Linked DNA regions of Homo sapiens: region 2 is linked to region 1. A link is an interaction called in ENCODE POLR2A ChIA-PET data of the cell type or tissue named here. Cell type or tissue: A673. All regions are shown on one strand. Region 1 overlaps GTF3C6 (general transcription factor IIIC subunit 6). Region 2 overlaps TRAF3IP2 (TRAF3 interacting protein 2).

What was found. ChIA-PET counts read pairs that join two places held together with the same protein. Peaks named below come from ENCODE experiments on the same cell type or tissue, not always from the same donor. Only the 100,000 strongest peaks of a DNase experiment are listed, where the experiment ranks them.
Region 2: POLR2A ChIA-PET joins it to region 1 with 5 read pairs; 4 of 35 experiments call an interaction of 5 or more read pairs at or near these places.

The regions. Positions count from the first base shown.
Region 1 is chr6:110,959,974-110,962,473 of GRCh38, reverse strand. GTF3C6 (general transcription factor IIIC subunit 6) reads right to left here. Exons shown (of 6, transcript NM_138408.4): 3 at 1,997-2,060; 4 at 1,858-1,902; 5 at 1-82. Among named protein-coding and RNA genes, the nearest start is that of GTF3C6, 2.5 kb to the right of the region's middle. In A673, no CTCF peak of the experiment used is centred here; no DNase peak of the experiment used is centred here.
Region 2 is chr6:111,594,058-111,596,557 of GRCh38, reverse strand. The region is part of intron 1 of TRAF3IP2 (TRAF3 interacting protein 2); the gene reads left to right. It also overlaps TRAF3IP2-AS1. Among named protein-coding and RNA genes, the nearest start is that of TRAF3IP2, 11 kb to the left of the region's middle. In A673, no CTCF peak of the experiment used is centred here; no DNase peak of the experiment used is centred here.

The DNA.
Region 1 (2,500 bases):
AGGAGAGTTCTTGTCATGCTGAGCTTCTTCATTGTATGGCATTTATATTTTAGCACTGTTTTATTATTGCCTTCTGTATCAGCTGGAACAGAAATGAACAACATTATTATACTTCTTATGCCATCAAATAAAACAAAGATGAAGCCTTAGTAATTCCAGTGTAGGGAGTCAGATTAAACTACTTCCTGTCAAGATAGTGTAGTAAATTCAAGGTATAACTCATCCCTCCTGCTCCAAGCATAGAAAAATGATAGATAAAATACATTAACAGGCTGGGCACGGTGGCTCACACCTGTAATCCCTGCACTTTGGGAGGCCGAGGCGAGTGGTTCACCTGAGGTCGGGAGTTTGAGACCAGCCTGGCCAACATGATGAAATCCCGTCTCTACTAAAGATACAAAAAATTCGCTGGGCATGGTGGCACACGCCTGTAATCCCAGCTACTCGGGAGGCTGAGACAGGAGAAATGCTTGAACCCAGGAGGCGGAGGTTGCAGTGAGCAGAGATTGTGCCACTGCACTCCAGCCTGGGCAACAAAAGCAAAACTGTCTCAAGAAAAAAAAAAAAATACGTTAACAGTTGAAAGCACAACTGGATTCAAAAGTAACAAACATCTTCAAGGGACAGAAACACAGAGTTATGAGTGAGATTAAACCCATAGGTCTAACAGGCTTCATCCTTGAAATGGAAATTGGGGCCAGGAATTTTACCCTACAGCGTATTGGGATCTAAAATTCTACCAATCAAATTAAGGACCAAAGTCAGACTTACTACCTGAAGCCAAAGTATGGAGTAGGGACATTCTCAATCATGAAAGCCTGAGGAAAAAAATTGCTGCCAACCTGCTGCCTGGAGTTGAAACTTTCAGAAAACTGTATGCCTAGGCAGGACGGAGGATAAGGCCCTTGAGCCAAGGATATGAAGCACAGACACTTCCATACATTGCTACTGTGAGTATAAATTGATACCATACTTTAGAAAGTAGGCTGCTCTGCCTATGAAGTAGCCCTTCTTTTATTCCTTGGCCAGGAGTGGTGGCTCACACCTGTAATCCCAGCACTTTGAGAGGCCGAGGCAGGCAGATCACTTGAGGTCAGGAGTTTGAGATCAGCCTGGCCAACATGGCGAAACCCTGTCTCTACCAAAAATAGAAAAATTACCTAGGCGTGGTGGCAGGCGCCTGTAATCCCAGCTACTCGGGAGGCTGAGGCAGGAGAACTGCTTGAACCTGGGAGGTGGAGGTTGCAGTGAGCCAAGATTGCACCACTGCACTCCAGCCTGGGTGACAGAGTGAGACTCTGTCTCAAAAAAAAAAAGAATTCAGGAGAGTGATCATCTCTGAAGACAGAGGGAAAGAAGTAAGTTTGGAAAGGGGGATAGAAGGACTTCAAATGTATCTGGAATGGGTTCTTTTGTTTGTTTTTGAGACACAGTTTATCTAGCTCTGTTGCCCAGGCTGAAGTGCACTGGTGCGATCTCGGCTCACTGCAACCTCCACCTCCCAGGTTCAAGCAATTCTCGTGCCTCAGTCTCCCGAGTAGCTGGGAGGCACATGCCACCATACCCAGCTAATTTTTGTATTTTTAGTATAAATGAGGTTTTGCCATGTTGGCCAGGCTGGTCTCGAACTCCTGGCCTCAAGTAACCTGCCTGCCTTGGCCTCCCAAAGTGCTGGGATTACAGGATTGAGCCACCTGGCCCAGCCTGGCATTTTTTTTTTTTAACTATAATCTGAGTCACGTTTGGGAAAATGATAGGATATGATACAGCTAGACAGTGGATACATGAGATATTTATTATGCTTAAGTATGATTGAAATAGTTCGTATTAAAAAGGGCTGGGCTAGCAATCACTTACCATGTTCAACATTTTCTTCAAATATAACACAGGTCCCTAGAGTGTCTGCAGAAAAATACAAAGGCAAATTGTTGAGAAGAGCTACCATCTCTGAAAAGCCCATATCAGAAAGAGTTCCATCTATCTGACATCCTCCTACCTTCATACTCCCCAGCAAAGACACAGCTGTCCACTTGCAGAATGGGCCTCTCAGTGTCAATGCCCTACAACAGAATAAAGGATCATAAAAAAAAAACATAATTAGAAAAAGGCTTCAACATTGTAACCTTGCTACCAAGGAAACTAATCTCCAAAACTGGGGAACCTCTAGAGCATCTTGTCCTACCAAGTACAGGATAAACTACAACTGCTCTGATCACAGCAGTTACAACCTGAAGACTACTTAATTCATACTCAAGTAACAAGGTTTATTTCAATCAACATCCTGTTCAAGAGTAAGCTAAAAACAGAGGAAGTTTTGTCAACAGTAGTGCAAAGAGTCTATCTGTCATCTATTTATTTTTTGAGACAGTGTCTAGCTCTGTCACCCAGGCTGGAATGCAGTGGCATGATCATGTTCAGGCAATCCTCCCACCTCAGCCTCCTGAGCAGCAGGGACCACAGGCGCATGCCACCATCCCCAGCTAATTTATTATTATTATTA
Region 2 (2,500 bases), 630 kb before region 1:
CGCTTGAACCCGGGAGGCAGAGGTTGCAGTGAGCCGAGATTGTGCCACTGCACTCCAACCTGGGTGACAGAGCAAGACTCCGTCTCAGAAAAAACAGAAAAATTAGGCATGATGGCGTGCGCCTGTAGTCCTAGCTACTTGGGAGACTGAGGTGGGAGGATCACTTGAGCCCAGGAGTTTGAGGCTGCAGTGAACCATGATCTAGGTACTGCTCTCCAGCCTGGGTGACAGAGCAAGACCCCCGTATCACAAAGAAAAAGAAAAGAGAAAATTGCACCCTTAGGAAGTTTATATTCTGGGAGAAGGGAGAGGCAATGAGCAAATAAGAGATTATTAGATATTTGTGTATATCATATACATTTGGGTAATATATAAGACAGTAATAACTGCTGGATAAGAAGGTAAAGCAGGGAAGGGAGATGGGAATGAGAGGAGAGTGTAAACATTTTAGGGAGTGCGACCAGGGAGACCTCCCTGAGGTGACAGCCAAGGAAAGACCTGAAGGAGAAAGGAAGCCAGCCATGCAGCTGTGTGGGGGAAGGGTGTTCCATGAAGAGGGAGCGACAAGCACGAAGGCCCTGGGACGCCGGTCGTGGGTTTTCTGCATGTTACTTAGTTTCCTCTCTTAGGCTGGATCACAGCAACTTGAAGGTAGGAAGAATGTTTTCTGTGTCTTCAGAAATTACTGTGATTATCTCTCACTGCATACCTCCTTTTTTTTTTTTTTTTTGAGACAGAGTCTCGCTGTGTCACCCAGGCTGGAGTGCAGTGGCACGATCTCGGCTCACCGCAACCTCCGCCTCCCGGGTTCAAGCAATTCTCCTGCCTCAGCCTCTGGAGTAGCTGGGATTACAGGTGCCTGCCATCATGCCCGGCTAATTTTTGTATTTTTAGTAGAGGCGGGGTTTCACCATGTTGGCCAGGCTGGTCTCGAACTCCTGACTTTGCGATCTGCCCGCCTTGGCCTCCCAAAGTGCTGGGATTACAGGCGTGAGTCACGGCGCCCGGCATGCATACCCTTTGGTACCTCTTGAAGTTTGTATCACTTGTGGTTATTTAAAAAGTAATAAAACTATTTCAGTTGGGCGTATAGTCAGAAGGGGGATACACAGCATTGAGTTGGACACATAGTTGAGTTCTGTAATTATCTGCTGTTTTGAGTATTTGATAGTGACATGTTTGAAACACCAGGGTCCATTTTGTTTTTTAAAGATTATTAATTCCATAGTTTTATTAGAAGTTGTTTCTTGCCATGCCAGGTTTATTTACTAAATACTCAAAAGCCATGTGTTCCTTTTCAGACCAGTTTATTTTATTTTCTTTTGAGACAGAGTTTCGCTCCTGTTGCCCAGGCTGGGGTACAACAGTTGTGATCTCAGCTCACTGCAACCTCCGCCTCCCAGGCTTAATCGATTCTTCAGCCTCAGTCTCCCAAGTAGCCGGGGTTACAGGTGCCTGCCACCATACCCAGCTAATTTTTGTACTTTTAGTAGAGACAGGGTTTCACCATGTTGGCCAGGCTAGTCTTGAACTCCTGACCTCAGGTGATCCACCCACCTTGGCCTTCCAAAGTGTTGGGACTATAGGCATTAGCCACCGCGCCTGGCCAGACCAGTTTTTTAAAAAATTATTTTTATTTTTTGAGACAGGTTCTTGCTCTGTCACTCAGGCTGGAGTGCCATGGCACGATCTCGGCTCACTGCAGGCTGGACACCTCCAGGGCTCAAGTGACCTCTCACCTCAGCCTCCCAAGTAGCTGGGACTACAGGCTCACGCCACCGCACCTGGCTAATTTGTTTAATTTTTTGTAGAGACAGGGTCTCATTATATTGCCAAGGCTGGTCTTGAACTCTTGGGGTCAAGTAATCCTCCTGCCTCAGCCTGCAAAGTGCTGGGGTTACAGGTGTGAGCCACCACGCCCAGCCCCAGAGCAGTTTTAACTGAAGAATTCCCACCAGAGGATGACCTCAGATTTCCAGTTTATGTGAGATGACTGCCCTCATCACTTTTTTTAAAGCCTCCTCCAAGCCCCCAGATGGCTCCTCAGCTAGAAGAGTAGAATTTGCAACTTTTTTTTTCTTTAGGTAGAAAAGCGCTTCTAAGGTACTCACACTGGAAAACCCAGTGAGAATGGAAATAGTTGTACCTGAAGAGTGAGGATTGAAAGCAAATCCCATGGCAATAAAGAGAGGACAGGAATTAGTCCTCCTGCCACTCAGCTCACTTTTTGCATCTCTTTGCCTCCCATTCAGCTGTGTGCCCACAAGTGCATGTAGACGATGACACAACAGTCAGCCAGGCCTTGAAAAAATATTTTCGTTTTCTGACCGGCTGAAGAGCATGTTGTGTGGCACATCCAATTTCATAACTGTGGAAAAATTGCAAGAAAGAAAGGGAAAAAATGGTGAGCATTTTTTTTTTTTTTGGAGATGGAGTCTCGCTCTTGTCGCTGAGGCTGGAATGCAGTGGCGCAATCTCAGCTCACTGCAACCTCCACCTC